7 separate regions of the Homo sapiens genome follow, and all the other regions are linked to region 6. The links are chromatin loops, found by intact Hi-C in ENCODE. Cell type or tissue: heart left ventricle. All regions are shown on one strand. Region 1 overlaps PACC1 (proton activated chloride channel 1). Region 2 overlaps NSL1 (NSL1 component of MIS12 kinetochore complex). Region 3 overlaps DTL (denticleless E3 ubiquitin protein ligase adapter). Region 4 overlaps PPP2R5A (protein phosphatase 2 regulatory subunit B'alpha). Region 5 overlaps DTL (denticleless E3 ubiquitin protein ligase adapter). Region 6 has its middle 17 kb from the start of LINC02771. Region 7 overlaps INTS7 (integrator complex subunit 7).

Region 1 (4,000 bases), 88 kb after region 6:
TATTTGCTTTATATATGTGGTTTCTTTGATGATACTGGATGCATACATATTTACAGTTGTTGTATCTTCTTGTTGAATTGACTCCCTCATCATTACATAATGATATTTGTCTCTTTTTCCAGTTTTTGACTTGAAGTCTATTTTATCTGTTACAGGTATAGTTAAACCTGTTTTTTTATTTACATTTGTGTGGGATGTCTTTTTCTATCCCTTCACTTTTTTTTTTTTTTTTTCTGAGATGGAGTCTTGCTCTCTTGCCCAGGCTGGAGTGCAGTGGCATGATCTTGGCTCACTGCAACCTCCACCTCCCGGGTTCAAGTGATTCTGCTGCCTCAGGCTCCCAAGTAGCTGAGATTACAGGCATGCGCCACCACACCTGGCTCATTTTTGTATTTTTAGTAGAGACAGGGTTTTGCCATGTTGACCAGGCTGGTCTCAAACTCCTGATCTCAAGCAATCTGCCCACCTTGGCCTCCCAAAGTGCTGGGATTATAGGCATAAGCCATCACGCCTGGCCTGTCTCTTCACTTTCAATCTGTGTATCTTTACAGGTGAACTATACGCTGTATGGCAGCATACCGTTGGGTCTTGTTTTTTAATAAATTCAGCAACTGTGTCTTAAGAATTTGGTCCATTTACATTCAATATTATTACTGATAGAGAAGGACTTACTACGGCTATTTCGTTTTTTGTTTTTTGGTTTTGTAACTTCATTCTTCTTACTGTCTTTGTGGATAAATGATTATCTCTTTAAATTCCTTACTTTTTATTTTTATTATATCCATTATAGGTTTTTGCTTTATGGTTACCATAAGGCTTATAAAAAACATCTTGCAGTTAAAACAAGTTATTTTAAATTGAGGACAACTTAACTTTGATCACAAAGAAACAAAAAACTTTTAAAACTACACTTCAACTCCATACTCCTCACATTTTGACTTTTTATTATATCTATTTATATTTTTGTTTTGCCTCTTTTTTTTTTTTTTTGAGACGGAGTCTCACCCTGTCACCCAGGCTGGAGTGCAGTGGCCCAATCTCAGCTCACTGCAAGCTCCCGGGTTCACACCATTCTCCTACCTCAGCCTCCCGAGTAGCTGGGACTGCAGGCACCCGCCACCACGCCCGGCTAATTTTTTGTATTTTTGGTAGAGACAGGGTTTCACCGTGTTAGCCAGGATGGTCTTGATCTCATGACCTTGTGATCCGCCCGCCTCGGCCTCCCAAAGTGCTGGGATTACAGGCATGAGCCACCGCACCCGGCCAAGGCCATTGACTCTTGATTTACCCTTTTGAGGCTATTTTCTAGACCTTGTGAGTGTTCTTCATTCTTTTTTTTTTATTTGTGTATTTTCATATAATTTGTCTTTAAGCTCACTAATTCTTCTGCTTGATCAATTCTGTGAGGCACTCTGATGCATTTTTCAGTCTGTTAATTGTACTTTTCAGCTCTAGGATTTTTATTTGAATTTTTAAAAATTATTTTAATCTCTGTTGAATTTCTTTGATAAATTTCTGAATTGAGTCTTTGTGTTTCATTGAAGTTCCTGGAGTTTCCTCAGAACATCTATTTTGAATTCCCTGAGTGGTCACACATCTCTCTCTCCCGGATTGGTCACTGGCACCTTAGTCTGTTTGATGAGATTGTATTTCTCTGAACTTTTCTGGTGCTTGTGTACGTCTGTCTATGGGCATTGAAGATTTAGGTGTTTATTTCAGTCTTCACAGTCTGCCCTTGTTTATACCCATCTATCTTCAGGAGATTTTCTACAAATTGAAAGGTGACTGATGATGAGTTCCCTAAGCGTGTAGTCAGTCACTGCAGCTGTTTCAGCACTAGAGGGCAGTCTAAGCCAAGTTACACTGTGACTATCTTGTAGACTTCTAGATATCCAGCCCTGATGTACTTGGGGAGGATCAGAGAGAATGCCCTGGGGGTTCCCAGGCAAAGTCCCTTATCTTTCCCTCAAGGGGAAGGAGTCTCTCTGCTCTGAGTTGCCTGGAGTTGGGGAGGGGTAAGGCAGGTACTCCCATGGCTGTCACAGCTGGCACCACCCTGGGTCCCTCCTAAACCAATGCAATACTGGGGTTTGCTTAAGGCCACTTTAGTCAGCCAGTGGTGAAGCTGGCTGGGGTTTGGGTCCATCCTGCTAGGGTGGCCGATTGCCTTTTGGCCAGGGTGGGTTTAGAAGTGCCATTTGGGAGCAATAGCCTATAATTAGGGGATTCGGGATTCTTCCTGGTGCTGTGGCAGGGCTGGTACTAGGTTCCAAGGCAAAGTCCCTCATACTCTTCCCTCTCCTTTGCCCAAGCAGGAGTGTTCCACCATGCTGCACTGCCTGGAGTTGAGGCAGCTGGTGTCATGCTGGATCACACCCCAAACCCACAGACTCCCAGACCAGTGCAGTATCAGAGCTGTGGTTGCTATGGCCTGGCTGCCACTGAAATTATTTGGGGCCTAAGGCCACTTTAGTCTATTGTAAAGTGGGCCCAGACTTGGTTTCCTCCCACTGGGGTGGTAGATGCCCCTCTGATCTGGGGTGGGCCTAATACTCTTTTCACGGGCTCTAGCCTGGAATCAGGGCCTCAGAATTCTGCCTGGTGCTGTTTTCCCTTGTGAAGTTCCAATGCAAGTTCCAGACTCACTTCCCTCTCCCAAGCTCACAGATTCTCTCTGCTGCACTGCCTAAGGTTGGGGGAGGGGTGTGTAGGCAGCGTGAGACCCTCCTTTCTACTCTTCTTCAGTGTGTCTTTTCCTGTTATTATACTAAACCAGATACTGTGATCTCTCACCTGGTTTTTTGGCTCTTGTGTAGATACTTTCTTACATGGATAGCTGAGTTTGGTGTTGCTGCAGAGGACTATCGCTGGAGGGTTCTCTTTAGCCATCTGGCTCCACCTCCTCTAACGTCAAATTCTGACTCATGATCTTGGAAGGGGAGGAATAATTGGACAGCTTTGCTAAAGGAACATTTAAGACACACCGTCCACCAGAGCCAGGCCTAAATCTAGTATTGATTGGCATTCATGTCATCATAATATATCCTGATGTGATCATGGCTTACAGGAAACTGTTTCATAGCTGAGACCCAAACGTGTAAGCTTCCACCCCCAGGTGGGGATTCTGTGATACGGATGTGCTTGCTCTGCTATCACCCACTACCACTATTAATTATGGACTGGCAAGGCTTTGTATGAAGAGGGATGTGCAGAGGCTTATTGAATCAAGACTGGGGAGAAGGGCTTGCAGCTCGTTGTGTAATGTGTGATAAAACATTTTTTAACCTACTATATTCAGTATGAGGTACCTATTATGGGCCAAGTGGAGCCCAGTACCCGAGGCATGCTTTACTCAGCTTCACAGCAGTCAAGTGGTGGTATCACCATTTTCATATGTGAACAATGAAATGCATACTAAGGTCACCCTGCTAAATTGAGCTTAGAAGTATTTTATTTGGGAGGCTGAGGCAGGCGGATCACGAGGTCATAAGATCGAGACCATCCTGGCCAACATGGTGAAACCCCGTCTCTACTAAAAATACAAAAAATTAGCCGGCCGTGGTGGCATGTGCCTGTAGTCTCAGCTACTCGGGAGGCTGAGGCAGGAGAATAGATTGAACCCGGGAGGCGGAGGTTGCAGTGAACTGAGATCGCGCCACTGCACTCCAGCCTGGCGACAGTGAGACTCCATCTCAAAAAAAAAAAAAAAAAAAAAGTATTCTTACCAGGTTGTGGAAGTCAGAAATCCAAGATAAGAACTCTGCCTTAAAGAGTTACAACTCTGCCTTCAAGAGTTAGTGAGAGAACAATCCTATTGTTTTAAATTATTGATTCCAGACCATAAGGAACTGTGAAGGGCATTCATAGGATAAATAGCTCTGCTGAAGTCCAGAAAGGGTTTTAGCTTAGTGGTCAGGGAAAGCTCTGAGACTTTGAAGGATGAGTAAACCTAGACAGGAGGAAAGCATCGTAGATGGGGAAAAGAGCAGAGGACTGGAGG
Region 2 (4,000 bases), 330 kb before region 6:
AATTAATCACCAAAGTGGGGGCATTCATTAACTTGCCATATTTGTTTTCCTTCATTATTTTGTGTTTTCTAAATTTAGTTTATAGCACATTTCCATACAGAATGTAAACAATGAGTTTTAGGGAACTTTTTATATATACATTTTTTTTTCTCAAATAGATTCTGACATCAAAGTACTTGAAGATCAGTTTGATGAAATCATAGTAGATATAGCCACAAAACGTAAGCAGTATCCCAGAAAGATCCTGGAATGTGTCATCAAAACCATAAAAGCAAAACAAGAAATTCTGGTAAGATGATTTGCCTTTAAAATGTTATAGTATATTTTACCACAATAAAAACATTAAAATATAAGGCTCTACGTGGAGATAAGTGACATTTTGTTGTCTTTTTCTTTCCTGCCTCAATTAGTATTGTTTGTCTCTTGTAAGACTTTACTCTTCTAAGTTGTACTATGACATAGTATAGTCATACTATACTGTGTTTTGAACACACTGGTTCAAAAATGAAAAAAATGAAAGTTATAGTGAGTGGTTAAAATTGAAATTGGTGATGGAAGACTGACAATGACTTTATGATTCTGAGACAAGGATGGAAAAAGAAGCTTTTCTTTTAACACTTTTCTTTCTGTTTGTTGTTTTTTTTTGGCATATATTTGTATGTTTGTATATTTTGGAAGACCATTTAGTTAAATTGATGATGAAGATTGTTTTAGTACCTGTTCATAACACTGAAATTTGCTTTATGAATTGGGTGTAATTTGTTTTGCTGCAAAAATCATGAACATCTGGGTGACAAGACCAGGAATTCAGCTCCTTCAGCACGAGCTTTTTAGACAAGCAGAGCCGTAGACTTCCTTCTTATAATTACTATAGATATCAATGACCAACCATATCACACCCTCATCTTTTCAGATTTATTAGGACTAGAATAAATAAAAAATAGGAAATCCACAAGAAAATTGGACCCAAATCTTCCCTTGGTGGGGAGGGGAGGTTTGCTGGGAATAGCATTGTCCCTCCAGTGAGGTACATGTTGTGTTTAGATTGTGCTATACTATTGCCTTTAGTTTTTGAAATTAGTACATAAATGTTCACATATAAATCTTCTAGTTGCCTCAGTTTCAGGATTGTTTCAGGTCATTATATGCCCGGCTTAATATTGTATCTAAAACATTTTAGTTATTCTGTGAAAAACAGTATTCATGAGCAGAATTTTTAATTTTCTTTATAGCAGTTCTCAAATACCGCATTCCATCACTTCCCCCACCCCTCCCACTTGAAAGTTTTTTTCAGGAAAAACATTGAAAGTGTATTTTTCAGTGTTGCCCTTGTTACTGCCCCACTACCCCTAAACCCCCAAAACTAGTAATCAATATTGCAGAAAAGAAAGATGGCTGGCCTAGGTGAGGTACTGCTGTGGTAGTTTAAAAAGTAATGCAAAATAGATAAGGTGAGGATACCAAAGACCTTTTCAAAATTTTTTCCTGCCCTGCCCTGCCCTGCGTCTTTCCTCCCTTCTTCCCTCCTTGTTGCTCAGACTGGTCTCAGACTCCTGAGCAAAAGACATTCTCCTGCCTGGGCCTCCCAAAGTGCTGCAATTACAAGTGTGAGTCACCACAGCTGGCTGAAGACCTTTTTTTCTTCTTGTTTTCTTTCTTTTAACCTTTTTGGCTTCTGCTGGCTTTGGGCAAGAATAAGGAAGAGCAATTTCCTCTTTCTTTTTGCCTGCATTGTAGATTCTGTGCCAGTAATTCTGCTACTATAATTTCAGTGTGTCGCAGGATATATAGGCTTAGTGTGGTGGTAATGTAGCCTCGCCACCTTTTAGAACTGAGTTTTCATGGAAATATGCATTTTGAGTTCTAAACACTTGTCCTGAATGAACTTTTGAAACACAGTCCCTTCATAATTGGAGACTACCCTGTACTTTAAACATAAAATTCAGTTTCTATGCTTTTAATTTGCTTGATTGCTTTTTCTGATTATACTTTTTTATGGTGCCACTTCTTAGTATATGCAGCAGGTGGCAGTACTGTAAAAGACATAATTCAGACTTAGTTTGGTTTTACCTTCTCACCTCCTCTTCCCTACAGACAGTAGGATTTAATTTTTTTTCCTCAAAAGAATGGTACTGACTCTATAGTATATCTCCCATATTAGCTGAAAGAGATGTTTATATGAAGCATTAAGTGATTAAATCTGTTTTAATTTATGTTATGTTTAGAAGCAGTACCACCCTGTTGTACATCCACTGGACCTAAAATATGACCCTGATCCAGGTGAGTCAGTATCCATTTGTGGTAAAAATGAAGCATCTGCTTATAATTTTTATGGGTTTCTGATATTCTTCTAAAAGGGTCAGCATCAAGGATATTCTCCCTTTGATGCTTTAACTTCCTACCAGTCATTCATGTTTAGCATTTCATCTAGAATTAAGAGGACTAGCTTTACACCCATTGACTCAGAATTCCAGGGGTGTTACCCCGGAATCTGAGCTTTTATAAAGTTCTTGCCTGACCCAGACTATTATAACACATACCCATCTCTAACTTCTAATACCCTCCTATCTCTGTCATTGTACTATCTATTCTTTGCATTACAGCCAAAGCTATACTATTAAAGCATTCTCTCATAGTGTCACACCTGGTGCAGTAACCATCATTGGTTTCTCATTATTTCTAAAATCAAATAAAAATATATTGAATTTAAGAAGAAATAAGTATACTCATTATGCCTTTGAACTCAGTTTTGTTTCCATTTATATGTATCCCATACAACAGGGAGAAATAAACTTGACACAAACAAATTTATGTAAATCCAGCAGCAGAACTAGCATTGCTAAAAATGTGGATTATGTATATTTTCAAATGACTGTATTCTCACATTTAAAAATTTATAACAGTTTTTCTAAGAGTCCTTTTGGAATTTCCTTTTGGCACTTAAAATGACATTTCTAAACTGTTAGGATAAAACAGTTAAATCCCGGATTTATTTATATGGGATATTTATACTTAAAGCTTTGAGTACTTTGTTGAATTCTGAACTACTCTTTAATATGTTCCTCCACCTTCCCCAAATATCCTAAGCTAATGGGATAAACTGAGAGGGGGGGAAGTATAAGCATAAAGCTACTCTGAAGTTGACTAAAATCACATCACTTATTGTGTTTGACATTAAAAATTGACCTAGGACCTAACACTCCTCAGTTTTCATGGTTCACTAAAAAGGGGTAGTTGCCAATATGCAGTGGTTGACATATACTTGTTTTGGTTTTGAATAACAAAAAAACAGTAATTGAAACTTGTGGTATTATGATATACTCAAGTATTACTTTTTAGATACAGTTAATTTCCCTCTAAAGAAACTTGGTTACCGTTTTATCGTAGGGAAAACACACTTAGTTAATGACCCTTTGAAATGTGATTTTACTTTCACTGTTCTGATTATGTAGTATTAGTGGAAGAATCTTCTGTATCATATGATTCAGACTTCAAAAGTAAGCAAAAGAATTAGAATCTGTCTTTTGGATAAATTTTGAGTTTTTTCATTATGCATTTTCATAATGTTAACAAGCTTAGAATAGCATCAGTTCCTTAAGGAGAGCAAAATTAGCCTACAGTTATTAGCTTTATATCTTTGGCCAAGTCACCTGACTTCTTCAAGCATCAGTTTCATTATTAGTAAAATGACGAATTCTGGATTTGCCGCCTGATGCTTTAGGCGTGAATTCCAGCTCTGCACTAAATATTACAGAATGTCTTGCCTACTTATCTAGGTGGTAGTATAACCAAGCCACATAAGGGGCTGTATAAACTATATAACCAAAACAATACATGACTAGTAGTTTATAAGGATATATTGTATAATAATAACCCTATTATAAATTGCATCCCATTTATAATAGTATACATTATAGTATTGTATACCTTATAATCTACCGAACTGGTAGAATCATATGAAACTGATTAAAATGGCTTAGTAAGAAAGTGGAAAGCATAA
Region 3 (4,000 bases), 380 kb after region 6:
TAGACATTATGACTTTAAAACCCAAAATATGTGAACTCTAATCATTCAATTCACCAATGTCAAAGACATTTATGAAGTTACAGGGAAATCTAGAAGATAATTAATTCTTAGTCATGGGTAAACAATGCCTTAATGATCATTCTCTGAATTCCCAGAACATTTCCATAATTAATTATTCCTTCAAGAGACATTTTTCAGTAATAAGCAAGTGCTACCTGTTGTCTAACATTTTTATTTTCTCCACTGGACTTCAAATGGACAGCTTTAAATTTCTTAGCTTACAGTAGACACTTTAGAACTACTGTTATTAAAAAAGTTATTTAAAAGATTATTGGCCAGGCATGGTGGCTCATGCCTGTAATCCCAGCACTTTGGGAGGCCAAGTTGGGCGGATCACGAGGTCAGGAGATCGAGACCATCCTGGCTAACATGGTGAAACCCCGTCTCTACTAAAAATACAAAAGAAATTAGCCGGGCGTGGTGGCAGGCACCTGTAGTCCCAGTTATTCGGGAGGCTGAGGCAGGAGAATGGCGTGAACCTGGGAGGCGGAGCTTGCAGTGAGCCAAGATCGTGCCACTGCACTCCAGCCTGTGCGACAGAGTGAGACTCCATCTCAATAAAAAAAAAAAAAAAAAAGATTAGTAAATAATGCTATTAAATATATAAAAATCTGATAAAGCAGCCATATCTACTTTAGTGGCCTGAAGATCAGCTACTTGTAAGGAGAGAATAAAGAATAAATTAATCATAAAAATATTTTTGAGTTTCTGTTTTGTGCAAGGCTCCATGGGTGATTCAAGCACAGGATCCTAGGGATCAAAATACTGTATTCTGAACGAGAGTTTGAAAACATAGGGCAGAAAGTCAGTATAGCATGTTTTCCAGGATGCAGGACAAAGTAGTTAAGGTTCTTATCACCCTCTGAATTCTCAATTTCCTAATAATTTTTGAAACAGAGGATACAAATTGTCAATTTCTGACAAGCTATGGCCCTGAAAGTGTCATACATTCTGTAGTAGAGTAAGGTTTCAGCTATATTAAGAGCCAAGAGCAACCTTTACTAAATATCTGATGCAGGAATAGTATAGCACGTGGTTACATTAAACTTATCTCATATTGGACAGAACAAATATTTGCAAGAATACTTCAGTCTAACACTTGTGGGTGAAGTTTAGCAACTTACCTTCCATATGTAGGCAGCTTCATCACTTGAGCCACTGACTAAAAACTGGTCATCTGGACTAAGGCTGGATTTTACATAAAAGGTAGAGTTCTGGTGTCCATTGAAAATAGCCACTGCCAGAGGAAAAAAACCAAATTACTTGGCTCTTGTTATTTCTAGTGGTCAAATGGATATAGACAGCATATATATTCTAACAAGTTTTATCACTGTATTGCCTATTGAAGCAGATGATCTAGCTTTATCCATCAAATACAAGGGAACTAGACATTGGCAGAAAAACAAAACCCTAGAAGGAAGCTTTATATTAGATCCAATCTCATGAACTCAGTCTGAGTACTTGGTACGAAAATGGCAATATCAAGAGAAAAAAATTGGAGGGAAAACATTCCTTAAAAAAAGAATCCAGCCAATGTCCAACTTGCAGTAAAATGCCTTTATAAGACCCTCTCTCTCCAGCCCAGGGTAGGATTTTTTCCACTGCATAATATATTCATCTAATTTCCCCTTAGACTTCAGGCCTCTTGAGGATAAATTTTATATCTTACTTTTTCCTCACTAGACTTTATAGTGCTTTGAACAGAGTAGATCCTCAAACATTTGTTCCATGAAAAGGAAAAAAAAAATCAGTGAAAAGTATCATTTGAGTTCTGGTTAAAACTTACTAATAGCTTATGTGGGATGTGAGAATCATTTTAATCCAGCACTTTGAGTAGACTGAATGGTGGAAGAGCTAGTGGAGTAAACTGTTTATATGTAAGGCACTAGATTAGGTTTAGCCTTCTCACTCTCAATGGCAAAAGGGCAGGTAACCCAATCTAGCATATGTTCTTAACAGGTTCTTCTATCCTAAGAAGGTCAAAACCTGAGGCCTCTGACATCAGAACACTACTAGGAAATACAAGAGAAAAATCTCAATTATTGGAGAATTTAAGGATACCTTTAGGCAGGAAAAAACAATCACACTCCAGAGAGAAAAGTATTAGTAGGGGACTTAACAGCTTCCCATAAGTGCTCACAGGAATCTCTTCCATTTTCTAGAATAAAGCTGGAAAAGAACTTTGTATTTATAGCTTTAAAGGAAAAAGCTATGCAGGCATAGCAAATACTCCTCACATCAGACATTTTTACTGTGAAAGTGAGGCAGGATATGAATCAATTTGTATACACCTATTATCACTGCAAAATAAACAAGCTCCTTTATTCTGAACATTGTTCTAAAACTGTAATTTTTAATCTTCCTCAACTCTCAACTATGAATGGAAAACTCTAGCCTGAATTTCCCACTACACCTGTAAGTATTTATTGCCCTCTGCTGGTCTAAGAAAGGCTGGTATGATATGCACTGTAAATGTTTAAACCTTGCTAAAAATCCTCCTAAAATGTATGTTGGCTTTAATGAGCTCAATTTAATCTTGCTTTGGTGATCTGGGCTTTTCAAGTACTTCCAACCAAGTCATCCTTATGAACATATAAACACCATAATACAAAGCATGGTAGATCAAGTATCGAATCCAAGATCGATTCAGAAGTTTTGAAAAGGACAAGTAATTACAAGACGTTACACACACACACACACACAGTTGTCATTCAGTTTTTTTTTTTTGAGACAGGGTCTTACTCTGTCACCCAGGCTGGAGTGCAGTGGCAAGATCATGGCTCACTGAAGACTCAAACCTCCCAGGCTCAAACAATCCTCCTACCTCAGCCTTCCAAGTAGCAGGACTACAGGTGCATGCCACCACATCCAGCTAATTTTTTGCATCTTTTTGTCAAGATGAGGTTTCACCATGTTGCCCAGGCTGGTCTCGAACTCCTGGGCTCAAGTGATCTGCCAGCCTCGGCTTGGGTTTATAGGTGTGAGCCACCATGGCCAGCTGTCATTCAATTTTTAAGGAATAAATCGATCTATTAACCTATCTACCTATCTATCCATCTGCGCAAATGAAATTAAATAGAAGCATAGAAAAGGTTTACTAAATTATTAGCGAAGTGTTGGACAGCAGGACACTAAACTCAAGGACCTTTTCAGTGCCACACTGTAGCAAAAATTATATAGAAAGAGCTCTTGTACATCTGATAATATAATCAGGATCACGCTTTATCTTTCAAGGAAAGATGTTGAAAAGTCTATTTTATTTGACTAACTAAATTAGCAGCTCTCCAAGCTCAGATTCCATTAAGGAAAATAGCAAAAGAAACACCTCTTCCCTTTTCTAAATACTATTGCTCCTGTTTAGAGAAAACTAGACCCAGTGCAAAGTATCAGAAATGCAGACTATGATGCTGCCACCGATACTAAAGTCCTAATAAGATTGCTTGGGGTGATCTTTGGAAAATTCTGTAAGATCTCAGCTAAAATGACAAGTTCTGGGCCGGGCATGGTGGCTCACGCCTGTAATCCCAGCACTTTGGGAGGCTGAGGTGGGTGGATCATGAGGTCAGGAGTTCGAGACCAGCCTGACCAACAAGGTGAAACCCTGCCTTTACTAAAAATACAAAAATTAGCCAGGCATGGTGGCGGGCGCCTGTAATCCCAGCTACTTGGGAGGCTGAGGCAGGAGAATTGCTTGAACCCAGGAGGCGGAGGGTGCAGTGAGCCGAGATCGAACCACTGCACTCCAGCCTGGGCAACAGAGTGAAACTCCGTCTCAAAAAAAAAAAAAAATTTATATCTATATCTACATCTATCTATAAATAAAATAAAACAAGTTCTGTACTTGAGATTTCTTGTTTATCAGCACTTTTTACTTTAGTGGAAACTGGGTAACTCTGAGGATTGGTTATGGAATTCAAAGTGTTTTTGAAAGATCTATAGA
Region 4 (4,000 bases), 140 kb after region 6:
AAGCACATTTTAAACTGTACTTCAATTTATTATGACTGCCACTTGATCTCACTAAAGATAATTCTCAACACTGTAAAAATCCCTGCATGGCCTCAAGCCAAGGGCCAAGGGTGACTCAAGATAACTCTAGGGAAAGGCACAATTTCATCTTTGGAGGATTATTAACATACCTTTTAAAACTCACAAAAGCCCCGCTAGGTTTTTCCCAAATTCTTACGTCTTTTTCAATACTCAACTTGAAAATATATTTGGCTCACACTTTTTTTTTTAATTTTTTTTTTGAGATTGAGTCTCAGCTCACTGCAACCTCTGCCTCCCAGGTTCAAGCGATTCTCCTGCCTCAGCCTCCCAAGTAGCTGGGACTACAGGCGCCCACCACCACACTCAGCTAATTTTTGTATTTTTAGTAGAGACGAGGTTTCACCATCTTGGCCAGACTGGTCTCGAACTCCTGACTTTGTGATCCGCCTGCCTCGGCCTCCTAAAATGCTGGGATTACAGGCGTAAGCCACTGAACCTGGCCCTGGCTCACACTTTTAAGAAATACTGCTCTAGTATACTGTTTTTCAAAGTGTAGGTTGCACGCCATTGGTGGGCAGTAAGATCAAGTTAGTGGGTCACAATCAAGAGTTTAAAAAAAAAAAATCAGAGTGTATTGCACGTAAGGATATTATGTCATGGAAGTATGTAAGTTATGAAGTAAAATGTGTTTCTCACTATAGTCTGCAGTGAAAACGAGTTTGAAAACCACTGCTTTACAGTATGTGAAGTACTTCAGGATCCCACACTACACAGCATGCCCAAGATCATAAAGCAAATTTGTACTGAAGCTGGGTATGAGAATACTGTTTTTGAAATATCAAATGTTCCTTTAAAAGCTGTATTCTAAATCGTTACCCATTAGAGATTCACAGTACATATCAGTTAAAAATGGCAATTTTGTTTTTCTCCCCTTCCCTCTAAAATGAGAGTAGACCCCCCACCAAAAAAAAGAGATAAAAACCCACAATAACAGAGAACAGAAAAATAGGCCCATAGGCAAGAGACTTCAACAAATTTCAGCGAAAACTCAAAGTAGGTAGAGAAGTGGTAACTGGCAAAACTAAGAGGAAGTCAAGTCCTAGAATAAAAAGGGGGAATACAGGCAAGGGTCCTACAGAACTTCAGATTAGTTCAAGATTAAGAAATATCTAGTGAAACAGTGGAAAGGATTAAGACATGAACTGAAATGGGGGATTAAATAAAAGTCTGGACTTGCTGAAGAGTCTACCATCCCACTCCAAAAGACAGTCAAGCATTCACGCTTCAGACAAAAGAAAATTAGAAGGTTCTTCCCTAAAGAAACTGAACAGTGCCAGAGGAGGTTCCTACATTCCAGCATGTAACTAGATCCCTAACCAATTACTCTAAACAAAACCAGATAATCAATAAGCCCCAACCAACTCTTACAGTAATTTTTTGTTTATCCATACATATTAATGGAAAATAAAGGATCGCCAGAGACTGCAACATGACATAAAACCAAATACAGAGAAATACATGATCCCAAAGGGATAATTTAGCACATTACTGAAAATTCAGATGCCCAGGAGAGAAGAATAAAAGCTTTCAGATTAAAAAAAAAAAAAAAAAAAAAAAAAAGTCACCCACAAAGGTTAAATATCCATGGAATTTCTTATCAGCAGAAGTCATGCCAGAAGATAATGGGGCTATCCTATTAGAATTCTAATGCCAGTCTAGAACTCTGTAACTAGTCAACTATCAATTAAGTACAGAGGTTCAGGAAGGGCATTTTTAGACATGTTCTGGATTAGGCTTTGGCTTAAGGAAATGTTATGGCTGTTTGATCTTCTATTCAGACCACTCAAACTTTCTCCAAATCAACAATAAGGCTGTTTTGCTTTCCTATCATTCATGCGGTCACTGGAGTAGCACTTTTAATGTCCTTCAAGAGCTCTTCCTTTGCATTCACAACTTGGCTGTTTGGTACAAGAGGCCTAGCTTTTGGCCAATCACAGCTTTCAACATGCCTTCCTCACTAAGCTTAATCATTTCTAGCTTCTGATTTAAAGTGAGGTGTGAGACTCTTCCTTTCACTTCAACACTTAGCAGCCATTGCAGAGGTATTTAATTGGCCTAATCTCAATTTTGTTGTGTCTCAGGGAATAGGGAGGCCCAAGGAGAGGAAGAAAGACCAGGAAATGGCCAGTTGGTGGAGCCATCAGAACACAAACAACACCTACTGATTAAGTGTGACATCTTATATGGCTATGGTTCATGATGCCCCAAAACAATTACAATAGTAACATTAAAGATCACTAATTGGAGGCGATCATAACAGATATATATTGAGAGAATCTCCAAAATGTGACACAGAGACACAAAGCGAGCACATGCTATTGGAAAAATGGGACCAACAGACTTGCTCAATGCAGGTTTGCCAAAAACCTTCCATTTGTTTTAAAAAAATAAAACACACAATATCTGGGAAATGCAATACAGTGAAGCACAATACAATGAGATGTACTTGTATGTATACTTCATATTTACATAAAATTAAAATATCAGAGAAATAATAAAATCTACATAGTTGAGTATATAGCCTGGCTTATTTCAATGACTCATTCAATATTAGCAAACTTTGTGAGAATTTTTCGAAGTAAATTAGAATCTTTAGGAAAATGTTGCAAAGAAGTTTTACATTATGTTCTTTAATGTCGATTTATGAAACCTACTTAGGAAGACTGTACAACTAAATTAAGAGGTCTTTAAGACAAGTTTGGGTGTTATAACTCTGTGTAATATATATCTGACTACAGAAATGTCATGGAAAATGAAACCTCATTCTCAACCACACAGGGATGTTAGTACACTCTCAATAGACAGTAAGTCCAGTTTCCCAAGAAGCATAGTGTTCATGATGAATTTTCAATGTCTGAGTCTATTCCTCTGCCTTACAAACTCAGGTATGTTTTTAAAAATCATACATAATACAAATACAAATTCTCCAAGCTCATAAGACAGTAATAAATACTAATTTATTAATTCAGGATGAGAAACTATTCCCCATATACTATATTAGAATATTCTGATTATGTGTTCCCATAGGAAAAGTTATAAAACAAGCCAAATCATAACATAAGCATAATGATGCCTGGGGTATTCATTTTCTATTCTTAGTAACAAATTATCCCAAAATTCTGTGGCTTAAAACAATTATTAGGCTGGGCGTGGTGGCTTATGCCTGTAATCCCAACACTTTGGGAGGCTGAGGCAGGAGAACTGCTTGAGCCCAGGAGTTGAAGACCAACTTGGGCAACACAGCAAGAACTTGTCTCTACGAAAAATTTAAAATTTAGCTACACTTGGCTGGGCACAGTGGCTCATGCCTGTAATCCCAACACTTCGGGAGGCTGAGGTGGGCGGATCACTTCAAGTCAGGAGTTGAGACCAACCTGGCCAATATGGTGAAACCTCATCTCTACTAAAATACAAAAAAAAAAATTAGCCAGGCATGGTGGCACGTGCCTGTAGTCCCAGCTACTCAGGAGACTGAGGCAGGATAATCGCTTGAACCCGGGAAGTGGAGTTTGCAGTGAGCTGAGACTTGAGCCACTGCACTTCACCCTGGGCATCACAGCGAGACACCATCTCAAAAAAAAAAAAAAAAATAGGCTTGGTGGCACACACCTGTAGTTCCAGCTACTTGGAGGCTGAAGTGGGAGGACTGCTTGAGGCCAGAGGGTTGAGGCTGCAATAAGCTGTGATCATGCACTCCAGCCTGGACAACAGTACTGGAGTTTAAGATGGGTTTTTTAAGAACCCATCTTAAAAAAACAACAACAACAAAAAAAAACTACCTTTCTCAATTTCTTTGTGTCAGGGATTCAGAAAGGATAGAACAGGGATAGCTTATCTCTGCTCCATGATGTCTAAGGCCTCAGCTAAAGGACTAGAAAACTAGAGGATGGAATTCTGAGAAGGCTAAATAACTCTTATG
Region 5 (4,000 bases), 390 kb after region 6:
ACTTTGGTTCATCCAGACAATGGAATATTATTCAGCACTGGAAAGAAATGAGCTTGATAAAGCCATAAAATGACATGGAGGAAATGTGACTGGGGGAAGTAATAAGATCAGTGGTTGCCAGGGCTTAGAGGGAGGTAGGGATGAATAACTGGAGCACAGAGGATTTCTAGAGTAGTGAAACTATTGTGTATGATGCTACAATGGTGGACGCACGTCATTACACATTTGTCAATATCCACAGAATGTGTAATACTAAGAATATATAACACTGATGTAAATTATAAACTCTGAGTGACAGCATGTGTTGACATAGGTTAACTGATTATAACAAATGTACCACTCAGGCACAGGATGTTGTCAGTGGGGAAGTCTGTGTGTGGGCAGGGCAGGGGCTATATGGGAACTCTCTGTACTTTCTGCTCAGTTTTGCTGTGAACCTAAAACTGCTCTACAAAATAAGGTTTATTAAAATTTTTCTAAATAATTTTATTATTTATTTCAAAATAGCTAGAAGAATGGGAGGCTGAGGCAGGCAGATTGCCTGAGGTCAGGAGTTCCAGATCAGCCTGGCCAACATGGTGAAATCCTGTCTGTACTAAAAATACATAACTAGCTGGGAGTGGTGGCATGCACCTGTAATCCCAGCTACTTGAGAGGCTGAGGTAGGAGAATTACTTGAACCCAGGAGGCGGAGGTTGCAGCGAGATGAGATCACGCCACTGCACTCCAGCCTGGGTGACAGAGTGAGACTCCGTCTCCAAAAAAAAAAAAAACAAGAAACAAAAAACCAGAAGAGAAGAATTGTAATGTTCCCAACACAAAGAAAAGATAAATGTTTGAGGTGATGGATATCCCAATTATCCTGATTTGATCATTTCATGTTCTATATATGTATCAAGATATCACATATACCCCTGAAAATATGTAGAACTATGTTACCAATTTTTTAAAATGCAGACACAAAAAAAAATTTTAATAAATTAACTAAAAGTGAACAGTGAGATAATCATCGTCTGCTTAATAGCATCATGAGACAACCATGAGCTTATGTTTAATTCAATCTAATTCTTTAAAATCAGGCTGGGCCTGGTGACTCACGCCTGTAATTTCAGCACTTTGGGAGGCCAGGGTGGGCAGATCACTTGAGGTCAGGAGTTTGAGACCAGCCTGGCCAACATAGTGAAACCCCATTTCTATTAAAAAAATACAAAAATTAGCCAGGCATGGTGGCGGGTGGCTGTAATCCCAGCTACTCAGGAGGCTGAGCTAGAGGAATTGCTGGAACCCAGCGGGTGGGGAGTGCAGTGAGCCAAGTTCACGCCACTGCACTCCAGCCTGGGTGACAGAGACTCCATCTCAAAAAAAAAAAAAATAATAATAATAAAATAAAAAAAATTCTTAAAAACCAAAATAAAGACATTTACCAGTGAGGCTGCGTATTAATATTTTTAAGTCCATCAATAATGTGGGTAAATGGCATTATAATTCAGAAGACAATATGAGATAAATACATGAGTGTAATACTTGTAACAGTGACACTCATGTATTTATCACTCAGGACACTCAGTGAAGATCCTGAGATCTGGAACAGTGAGCAGAAATGGGAAATTATGAGTACATGCCCCCTGGTGGTAATCAGATGAAATCACTAACTCTTTCACTCAAAATTAAGTACAGGGTAATCCCAAATCTCTCAAAATTAAAATAGATCTAGATAACCTTTTTTGTTGCACCTGGTATCCCAGACCATAATGTTGCCATCTCTTCCACCCGTACAGAATACAGCTGTGGGGAAATAAACAGATTATTAAGAGGTTAACAAAACCAGTCAATGACACATATATTTCAGTTTACATTTTGTAGACTATCTATTATGTGCTAGGTACTGTATCTGTCACTGGAGATCAAACATTTAAAAATATATGGCTCAATAACAAATAGGAAAAAGGATTATGAAGAGCTTGAGATGCTAATGTTGAACCAAAACTTCATAGAATCACCCCTCTGTAAATTTTTTAAAACCCATATAAAATATATAGTACAGTTGTAATAAGAATAACAATCAAGAGTCAAAATACAGAGTGCTTCTTATTCTAAATGTTAGCTACTATCCCGCGTGTTTTATAAAAATTATCTCAATCCTTGCTATCAACCTTATTAGGTAAGTACCAAGAGAGGCACAGAGAGGATAAGTAACTTGTAAAGGTATTCCTGGCAGTATGAATCCAGAGCTTACACTCCAAACCTCTAAACTGTATTGGCTCAGTATAAAAATATGGACCAGATCCATATGAAGTTTGTTAAAGAGGTTGCCTGGGATGCAATGGGATTGGAAAAGGCACTATAGGAGAACTTCAATTTATCTGTAATGTTTTATTCTTTAAAATTAAGCCAGAAAAAAACCCTGCTTCCTGTGTGAAAGAGTGAGCACTTAAACTAATCCACTTGCATTAGTTGTACATGGGATAAAACACAAAAACAGCTACCTGAGGGCTCTGTGGAAACTGAATGAAAACATGCAATTTTTCTTACTGATACATAGTATTTTACATATTTATGGGGTATATGTGATATTTTGATGCCTGCATAGAATGTGTTATGATCAAGTCAGGGTATCTGGGGTATCCATCACCTTGTATTCATCATTTCTATGTGCTGGGAACATTTTAAGTTCTCTCTTCTAGCTGCTTGAAATATACAATAATTTGTAAGGTGACAATAGTCAGGTATCGAACAATGGAACTTACACCTTCTATCTAACTTTATGCTTGTATCCATCAAGCAACCTTTCTTCATTCCCCCCTCACACCCACTCACTTTCCAGCCTCTGGTTATTTATCATTCTACTCTCTACCTCCATGATACTGTTTTAGCACCCACATATAAATGGGAACATGTGAAATTTATCTTTTGTGCCTGGCTTGTTTAACATAATGTTGATGTGAATGACATTTCCTTATGGCCAAATAGTATTCAATTGTGTATATACTACATTTTTAAAAACTCTATTTGTTCGTTAATAGACAGGTTGATTCCATATCTTGGCTATTGTGAATAGTGCTGCAACAATGTGACTGCAGTTATTCCTTTGATATACTGTTTGTCTTTGAATCAATACCCAATAATGAGACTGCTAGATCAATGGTAATTCTATTTGTTTTTTTTTTTTTGAGAAATCTTACTGTTTTCCATAGTGACTGGACTAATTTACATTTCCACCAACAGTGTACAAGAGTTCTCTTTTCTCCACATCCTTGCCAGCATGTTTTGTTTAATAATAGCCATTCTAACTGGGTTAAGATGATATCTCACTGTGGTTATTAGTCATGTTGAGCAGTTTTTCACATACCTGTTGGCCATTTGTATGTCTTCTTTCGCGAAATGTCTATTCATGGTCTTTGCCTACTTTTTTTTTTTTTTTGAGACAGGATCTCACTCTATCACTCAGGCTGGAGTACAGCGATGTAATCACCGCTCAGGGCTCAGTGATCCTCTCATCTCAGCCCCACCAAGTAGCTGGGACTACAGTAGTACACCACCATGCCCAGTTAATTTTTTTGTATTTCTTTGTAGAGACAGTTTTGGCACATTGCCCAGTCTGTGTTTGCCTACTTTTTAATATTTTGTCTTTTCTACTGTTGAGTTGTTCGAGTTCCTTGTATACATTCTACATATTATTCCCTTATCAGATAAATAGTTTGCAAATACTTCCCATTCAAAAAGTTTTGGCATGCAGAAGCTTTTTAGTTTAGTATAGTCTAGTTTATCTATTTGTTCTTGTTGTCTGTGCTTTTGAGTTCTTGGCCAGCCATAAAATCTTTGCCTAAACCAATATCCTGAAGTGTTTTCCCTATGTTTTCTTCTAGTAGTTCTATTGTTTCAGGTCTTACATTTAAGTCTTTATACTCCATCTTGATTTTTTTTTTTTTTTTTTGAGACTGAGTCTCACTGTGTCAACCAGGGTGGAGTGCAGTGGTGCTATCTTGGCTCATTGCAATTT
Region 6 (4,000 bases):
CAAACCTCAAGGCCTTGACTACAGAGACTTTTCTGATTCTGAAACTCCGGCCTCAAACATCACCCATCATCGTCCCATCCCCAAACAGCCACCAGTTTGAGTCCTTTCTGTAAAAAGGAAGCTCAGAGTTCTCCATCTCTGGAGAGATACCTGGGCTTTCAGGGAGAAAATGTCAACAGCAGCCACCCCATGTCTCCTGGAGGGGACTCCAGTAGAGGCCCAGGGAAAAGCAAGCTCTGCACCAAACTGCCCAGTGTGTAGTGAACACAACAGAGCTCATTTACCAACAGGAGGCACACACTAAACACATTCTTCTGGTCTCTGCTTAATCCCAGCTCATTCTGTCTTATTAGGTCCCTCTGCTCTCCTATTGTTTTCCACCACTGTGCATTGCTGTGTCGTTCAGAGCATGTGTCACAGTGTGCTTTTTTTTTTTCCAAAATGTGCTGTCTGTCTATCTCCTCCTCTAGATTGCCAACTCACAAGAGTGGGGCCATGCCAGCTTCTTCCACCCCTGCAGACTCAGGGCCTGGCACATCATAAGTCTCAAGTGTTTGTCAAATGAATCTATTAAAAAATAGAAAATGGCTCTAGAGGCATTGAGATAAATGGACAGGTGATGGATCTGTAGATTGGGGTGTATGCGACATAACGAACTCTGAGGAATGTTGTGGAAGGCAATTGCTCTCCTGTCCTACAAACCATCTCCAGATAAAGAGGACAGCAGGCAGGATGACTGCTCTGCCATCATGGTGTTTCTGCTGTGCTTGTGACTCTGTTCAGCCCTGTACATCCATGGAGATTAGGGCCTGAACCCAGGCTTCTCCCCTCATCCCAACTTCACCTCTGCTTCTTGGAAGGCATGGGGCTCATTGAGTGTTATAGCTGGTGGGACCCTATAGATTACAAAGGTGGCTCCACATCACCATCACCTGGGGAACATTTAAAAACATCAGTGTCTGGACACTACCACTAGTTTCCGATTCTTTGAGTTCCACAGTTCAGTGTAGCATAGTGGATGCCCAGAAACATGAACTCAAGTCCTAACTCTGCCACATACTGTATGATCTTGGCCAAGTTACTTGACTTCTCTCTGCCTCGATTTCTGGAGATGACAGCAGTATCAATCTCACAGGCTTGTTGTGAGGATCAAAGTCAACAATGTATGTGAAGCTCTTGGTGCAATGTCTGGCTCAGAGTAAATACTGAATAAAATGTAGCTATTATTGAAATTATTATCTCACAGCTACTTAGCGGCTGGCGTGGGATGAGCCTCCTGATCCTGGATCCAGTGTTCTTTCCAACACGTCACTCTGAATGTGCACACAGCCTGAGGTCAGACTCGGCAAGGCAAACATATAGTTGCTCTCCCTGGGACCCTTTAATTAAACCGTATGGAACAGAGAACTGCCCCTGAGAACCAACAGCAGATCTGACCCCTGGGAAGCAGAGAGCTGGAGAACACAGGAGTTCGGCAGTGCAGCTTTCAGGTCCTTTGGGAAGCCATTTGGCTGCTTCTGTTAGCATTTCATTATGGAAATACTGGGAACCAAAAATAGAAGTTCTTGAGGGAGCTTAATCCTCTGGGCTTTACAAAACAGCTGCTGGAGAGTTCCCGGAATTGACCACCAGGGGGCACTGTCGTCCCATGCAGGCAGCTGCTGGTGGGTCGGACCAGGACAGAAGTGTCCAAGAAAAAACCAACACCCTTCAGCAAGCTCCTACCCCAAGCCTGCCTTGCTGGGGACTCTGTGGCTGGGATCCCTGTGGATCTCCACAGCTCCTGGTCCTAGAGAAACCACTTTGCAACTCAGCCCACTGCTCTCCTCTTTGGGGACCCTTAAGAGCAGAGCAGGTTCCTGCATTTATTTTAATCGATCCTTCCTCCCACCTCACCCCAAAACCAGGACCTAGGGCAGTGCTGGACATATAATAAGCAAGAAATATGCATCTCCTTTGTTGATTAATGGATATGTGAAATCAGGTGCAATTGTTAAATTGTGGGACGTATCAAATAACAAAATTTCAATAAATTGAGCTGTAAAGGTCTAGTTTGCCTTTATTAGCAATTCATGAACTGGGCAGTATCCAGTCTACAAAATAAAAAGGAACTCCCATGAGCTGAGCTAAGGGCTGAGCTTATAGGCAGAAAAGGCTGAAGAAAGCCAAAACAAGAAATAAGATGCAGATTGGCCGTTTCAAAGTTACTTTCCTTATTGAGGATCTTGTTAGCCTAATGGGATATGACTATCAACTCTCTCCTGATTTCTCAGAAGCTCAGATCCAAGTAAACAGCTTCGTTTTTGGTTTCGTGGTGCGGAACCTTAGTGTGAGTGACTCCATTTTGGATGGGTCTGTTGGACCCTAATGCAGGAGGTCAGTCCAAATAATGGCCTCCCATACATTTTGTTTAACAGAAGGAAACTGCTTGATCTTTGAAGGAATGGCAGAGAGAGTGCAGTGGTGTGAATCAGACAGAGGTTATGAGTGACAGTTAAGGGGAGGGTCATGGATAAACGGGAAAGGGGAAGAAGTGAGAGGGCTCAGGCAGGAAGGCAACAGATGTATTTCAGGGATCCTGAGTAGTAAGAGATTCCTCAATGTGGAGGCCAAATCCAGAAATATGGGGGAGATTAGACAAGGGAGTCCCAGCCACAGCTCACATGGCCTCCAGGTGGGCATCACCGGCCACCACAGCCACTATGACCTCTCCTATCTTTGGGGTGGCTTGCAGCTGCCACCAGCAGGCTCTGAGCTCCCACAGGTGGGCCTGGGTCCCACGACCTCCCTCTGGGTGATGCCATGGGGCTTAGTACCCTGAGCCTGTATCACACATCCTTAGTCCGAGAGAGCCTCTCTCAAATGACAGCAGGTCTTGTTCACCACAGAATTCTGTGAAGACTAGAGCACAAGAAATACTTGTTAACTAAAGGATTAAACTATGTGTTAAAAAAAAAAAAAAAAAAAAAAAGCAAAACAAGGCCAGGTGTAGTGGCACATGCCTACAATCCCAGCACTTTGGCAGGCCGAGGCAGGAGGATTACTTGAGATCAGGAGTTCAAGACCACCCTGGCCAACATAGTGAAACTCTGTCTTTACTAAAAGTAAAAAAATTAGCCGGGTGTGGTGGCAGGTGCCTGTAATCCCAGCTACTTGGGAGGCTGAGGCAGGAGAATCACTTGAACCCAGGAGGCAGAGGTTGCAGTTTGCACCATTGCACTCCAGCCTGGGAGACAGAGAGACAGACAGACACACACATACACACACACACACACACAGAAGTAGAGTCTCTCTCCACAGGACCTCCAGGTACCTTCCCTGGCTATGATTTTAGAGTCTCTGCCACCAGCTCGGCATGCCACATCCTAATTCCAATGGCCCTGGGGTGGAGCTCCCTGGAAGGCTCGATCTTGAAGCACAACAGGGCAGAATGGAAAGTGGCCAGGCTGGAAGGAAGACTTGCCTTGGAATCTCAGCTCCAGCACCTCTCAGTTGTCAGAGGTGTAGTTTCCCTTGCAAGTTACTTATGCTTCCTAAGACCCAACCAAATGTTAGTACCACCTTGAAGAGAATAAATTAAGCCGCAAACATGGCATGCCAGCACCTGGCTCATGCTAGCCCAGTGCCGCTATTGCAATGACCATCAGCACCGACTTGGACAAGAGGCAGGGGCAGGGGCAGTGAGGCAGGAAGTAGGCTTCAGCTGGGAGAGGCAAGGACAGGGTAGAGGTAACTGCAGCCAAGGGGGCGGGGGGACAGCAGGGGAGCAAAAGCCTGGCTCACACACAGGGAAAAGACAGCAGCAGCCTGGCTGATCAGGCTACTCTGAAATAGCTGCACCCACCAGCCACCCACTGGAGACCTTAGGCTTCCGCTCCCTGACACCTCAGGGTCACACTCGCTCCAGGTTCTGCCTCCAGCCCCGCTTAGTGTCTCAGCTGCTGGATTTTCCCTCTCTCAGGATCTCCTAGAGCCTGGCTTCCTGTGGACGGTTTGCAGC
Region 7 (4,000 bases), 440 kb after region 6:
GGCCAGGCTCGTCTTGAACTCCTGACCTCAGGTGATCCACCTGCCTTGGCCTCCCAAAGTGCTGGAATTACAGGCGTGAGCCAGTGTGCCCGGCCCCTTCAGCTATTCTTATCAAACCTTCAGAGTTCCAGGAATTCTTACTGAAAAAGTAGATAATAGAAAGCATATAATTTTTAATTTCACAGATCAAAATTAATAGATGCAGCAGTAATTGATGATCAGAAATACCTGAATAAGTACAGTTCCTATTTGTGCCTTTGAAAATAAGCATTTTTTTCCCTCATTGAGAGAGTCGTTGGTATTGAGAGGACTTTTAAAAATTTCAGTCACACGTCTCTTAACTATGAGGTTACATTCTGAGAAATGCATTGTTAGGAAATTTCATCATTGTGCAAACATTGTAGAGGACTTACACAAATCTAGATGGTATAACCTACTATACACCTAGGTTATATGGTATAGCCTGTTGCCCCAGGCTGTAAACCTGTACAGCATGTTTCTGTACTGAATACTGTAGGCAGTTGGAACACAGTGGTAAGTATATGTATATCTAAACATAGAAAAGGCTCAGTAAAAATATGGCATAAAAGATAAAAATGGTATTCCTGTATAGGGCACTTACCATGAATGGAGCTTGCAGGACTGGAATTTGCTCTGGGTGATCAGTGAGTGAGTGATAAATGAATGTGAAAGCCTAGGACATTACTGTATATTACTGTAGACTTCCTAAACACTGTACACTTAGGCTTCACTAAATTTATTTTTGAAGTTTTTCTTCCTTCAACAATAAATTAACCTTACCTTGCTATAACTTTTTAACTTTGTAAAGTCTTAATTTCTTTTAACTTTTTGACTCTTTTGTAATAACACTTAGCTTAAAATACAAACATACAGCTGTATAAACATACTTTCTTTATATCCTTATTCTATAAGCTTTTTTTGTTAAAATTAAGACATAGCTGGGCACAGTGTCTCACACCTGTAATTCCAGCTATTTGGGAGGCTGAGGCCGGGGTATCACTTGAGCTCAGGAGTTCAAGACCAGCCTAGGCAACATAGTGAGACCCCTCAAAGAAAAGACACAGAGACACATACATTAACCTAGACCTACACAGGGTCAGACATCAAGACATCTCTGGCCAATATGAATTTTTCAGCTCTGTTATAATCTCTTGAGGCCACTGTCAGTATGTAGTGTGTTGTTGACCAAAACGTTGTTATGCTGCACATGACTGTACTTTTATTGATTAGGAGTTGTGCCTAGGGAATAATTACCATCTGATTACCACTGCCAAGGTGTCAGTGCTTCATAGTCTGTCAGATTAAATATATACTTCCAGTGCTTCCAAAAATAGTTTTCTAAATTTAGTTTCTAAATTTAGTTTCTAAATTTGGATGATAAATTTGTAGTTTAGTGATTAAATTTTATATATGAGAATCACTTTTAGTTCAGTTTTTCTCTTGTGTTCTTATTAGAAGCTAATTTTATTTCACTCTGCAAAATTACTGGTTTTGGAAAATGATTAAGACCAAGTAAGAGAAACAGCAAGATTCTTCACTTGTGGAAATGATGATTAAACATCTAAATTAGCAGTTTATGTAGAAACAGTTTTTAATATACCATGCTTCAATATGATGTACTTCTAATTTATTAAAAAATACCAAATGAATCTCTGTCACCTAGGCTGGAATGCAGTGGCGCAATCATGGCTCACTGCAGCCTCGAACTTCTGGACTCAAGTGATCCTCTCACCTCAGCAATCCCAAATTGCTGGGATTACAGGTGTGAGCTACTGTGGCCAGCTGACAAGACTTATATTTTTGATATCAGTGTTCATATCTTCTCCCGGAAATAATGACCTGGCTTGAGATCACATATCTTCGTCAGTACTGATGGATTTTTTTTCTAGTATCTGTATTGATCAGTTTTGGATATTAAATCAGAGTAACAAGCCAAGCCAAATAAGACCTTTAGAATTTATTTAATCCTGTTCTCCGCCCCCTCCCCCCCCAATCTCCTACCATAACCACATTTGTTTTATTCTAAATTGCTAGTCCCTGGGTGGCAAAGCAGGAGTTACAAACTCACACGCTTTCAGGGGCCAGGTGAACATTGTCAGTGAGAGCAGTGTCCCCTAGTGGCAACTGTGGTGAACTGAAGCACGTCCACTCCATCTAAAGTGCCCCATGGCACCAGCCTATTGTTAACAGTGCAGGAATGGATGCCCAGTGCTCAGGTTTTTGGCAAAGGAGAGGGGATAATCTGAAAAACCAAATTATTCTATTTGGGCTCACTATATTTAAATGTTGACATTAAGAATTTTTAAAATGTTATTTTAAAAAGAATTTTAAAAATATTATTACACACAAAAAACCTGCAGTCTCCTAGTTTGAAGTTTCTTAGCCCTAAAGGTCTGTAACAGATTTTTAAATTCTAAGTTGTTATGAGAAGTCTTTATATGGTTATTAAAGAAATACTTACTGAATATCCACCATGTTCAGACACTTTTCTAAGTTCCAGAAATATAGGAGTGAAAAAGGTCAGGCCCTGTTGTTATATAAACACAAAATAATTTCAGATGCTTGTTAGTGTTATGAAAAAATAACACTGTATTGTGGTAATGGCCTAAGTGAGCTGCTTTAGAGCAGTGTTGGCATAGCCCATTTGGTGCTGGAGTTTTTGTTTTAGTTGTGTTTCTTACCACCTCCCCTAACCCGAGCACCTGACCTTGGAATATTAGTTGCAGTTTGGAATATTGTATTTCTTCTGCGCTAATTGTGTTTTATTTCTTTTAAGTCCTTAGAAAATATAAGCAAATGTAAGTTTTTTCTGTTCTCTGTTCTCTTTTTCCAAAGGGATTTTGCTGTAGGAATCTGTAACAAAATCAGTGAAATGATTCAAGGTATGTATTCTTCATTTAGTATTATGAAGTGACTTAATTAGATTTATAATAGTTGCTAACACTAATTAAGTACTTATTATTTGCTAGTCACCATACATTCAAATAATATTTATTAAGTATCTTCTATTTGCCCAAACTGTTCTAAATGCTGAGGATACAGGAATGAGCAAAACAAAGTCCTTACCCCCATCTAACCTACACTCTAGTCAGGGGTGGGGTGTGTGGGGATAGACAAATGTGCCTATGACATTTCTGGTGCTATGGTGAAAAAGTGAGAGAAGAAGGATAGAGAGTCTCAAAAGTAAGTCGTTGGTGGGTTGAGAGAAGGGACTTATCTATTTTATATATATTGATCAGAGAAGGGACTTTTTTGTATATATTGATCAGAGACAGTCTCTGATGAGGTGATACTTGAGTGAGACATGAAGGAGAGAAAGGAGTGAGCCATGCAGATATAGTCTTGCATTGCTTAACAATGGGGATCCTGTGTGAGAAATGGGTCCTTAGGCAGTTTTGTTGTTTGAACTTCATAGAGTGTACTTAAATAAACCTAAATGGTATAGCCAACTGTACACTTAGGCTGTATGGTATAGCCTATTGTTCCTAGGCTCTAAGCCTATACAACATGTAACTGTGCTGAATACCCATAGGCAATTGTAACAAAATGATTTGTATATCTGAGGTAGAAAAGGTAATATATTGCACTGTGGTGTTACAATGACTACAGGGTCTATGAAGTTACTAGGAATTTTTCAGCTCCATTATAATCGTATGGGACCACCGTCTGTCATGTGGTCCATCATTCACCAAAGCATACTTATGGGGGGCATGATTAGTGTAGGGAAGACTGCTCTGTGTGAGAGAGGCTAATATTATTAGGAGCTCTGGAACTCTCTGCTAATGTCCCTCCAGTGTCTTCCAGTTGCATTTAGAATCAAATCCAGATTCCTTACCATAGACTACAAAGCCCTGGTTTTCCAGTCTCTTATACCATAAGTCATGTGTATTAACCCTATTTATCCTTACAACAGTCATTATGGGAGCCCAAGAGCTCCCATAGGGTTAATACACGTGTCATACCCCTATTTATCCTAGCA

Evidence for each region. Peaks named below come from ENCODE experiments on the same cell type or tissue, not always from the same donor. Only the 100,000 strongest peaks of a DNase experiment are listed, where the experiment ranks them.
Region 1: it touches region 6 in a loop (13-fold over the local background); 71 of 110 quality-filtered maps call a loop at or near these places.
Region 2: it touches region 6 in a loop (5-fold over the local background); 26 of 110 quality-filtered maps call a loop at or near these places.
Region 3: it touches region 6 in a loop (12-fold over the local background); 103 of 110 quality-filtered maps call a loop at or near these places.
Region 4: a loop joins it to region 6, with 2.5 times the contacts of the local background. A loop is called at or near these places in 10 of 110 quality-filtered maps.
Region 5: it touches region 6 in a loop (10-fold over the local background); 105 of 110 quality-filtered maps call a loop at or near these places.
Region 7: it touches region 6 in a loop (6-fold over the local background); 19 of 110 quality-filtered maps call a loop at or near these places.

The regions. Positions count from the first base shown.
Region 1 is chr1:212,366,016-212,370,015 of GRCh38, reverse strand. The region is part of intron 7 of PACC1 (proton activated chloride channel 1); the gene reads left to right. Among named protein-coding and RNA genes, the nearest start is that of SNORA16B, 15 kb to the right of the region's middle. RefSeq lists enhancers at 1,742-2,325, 2,326-2,911. In heart left ventricle, CTCF peaks have their summits at 1,638 and 1,837 (motif pointing right); no DNase peak of the experiment used is centred here.
Region 2 is chr1:212,780,652-212,784,651 of GRCh38, reverse strand. NSL1 (NSL1 component of MIS12 kinetochore complex) reads left to right here. Exons shown (of 6, transcript NM_015471.4): 3 at 159-289; 4 at 2,226-2,280. Among named protein-coding and RNA genes, the nearest start is that of NSL1, 9.1 kb to the left of the region's middle. In heart left ventricle, a CTCF peak has its summit at 2,025 (motif pointing right); no DNase peak of the experiment used is centred here.
Region 3 is chr1:212,069,398-212,073,397 of GRCh38, reverse strand. DTL (denticleless E3 ubiquitin protein ligase adapter) reads right to left here. Exons shown (of 15, transcript NM_016448.4): 11 at 1,185-1,297. Among named protein-coding and RNA genes, the nearest start is that of MIR3122, 6.2 kb to the left of the region's middle. In heart left ventricle, a CTCF peak has its summit at 2,493 (motif pointing left); no DNase peak of the experiment used is centred here.
Region 4 is chr1:212,314,229-212,318,228 of GRCh38, reverse strand. The region is part of intron 1 of PPP2R5A (protein phosphatase 2 regulatory subunit B'alpha); the gene reads right to left. Among named protein-coding and RNA genes, the nearest start is that of PPP2R5A, 31 kb to the right of the region's middle. RefSeq lists enhancers at 2,057-2,126, 1,719-2,472. In heart left ventricle, a CTCF peak has its summit at 2,233 (motif pointing right); no DNase peak of the experiment used is centred here.
Region 5 is chr1:212,060,669-212,064,668 of GRCh38, reverse strand. DTL (denticleless E3 ubiquitin protein ligase adapter) reads right to left here. Exons shown (of 15, transcript NM_016448.4): 6 at 1,720-1,785. Among named protein-coding and RNA genes, the nearest start is that of MIR3122, 15 kb to the left of the region's middle. In heart left ventricle, CTCF peaks have their summits at 1,437 and 1,646 (motif pointing left); no DNase peak of the experiment used is centred here.
Region 6 is chr1:212,453,693-212,457,692 of GRCh38, reverse strand. No RefSeq gene overlaps it. Among named protein-coding and RNA genes, the nearest start is that of LINC02771, 17 kb to the left of the region's middle. RefSeq lists an enhancer at 3,913-4,000. In heart left ventricle, a CTCF peak has its summit at 1,631 (motif pointing right); a DNase peak (open chromatin) is centred at 1,652; H3K27ac peaks cover 526 bases.
Region 7 is chr1:212,010,278-212,014,277 of GRCh38, reverse strand. It overlaps INTS7 (integrator complex subunit 7), which reads left to right. Exons shown (of 20, transcript NM_015434.4): 5 at 2,857-2,903. Among named protein-coding and RNA genes, the nearest start is that of INTS7, 23 kb to the left of the region's middle. In heart left ventricle, a CTCF peak has its summit at 2,140 (motif pointing left); no DNase peak of the experiment used is centred here.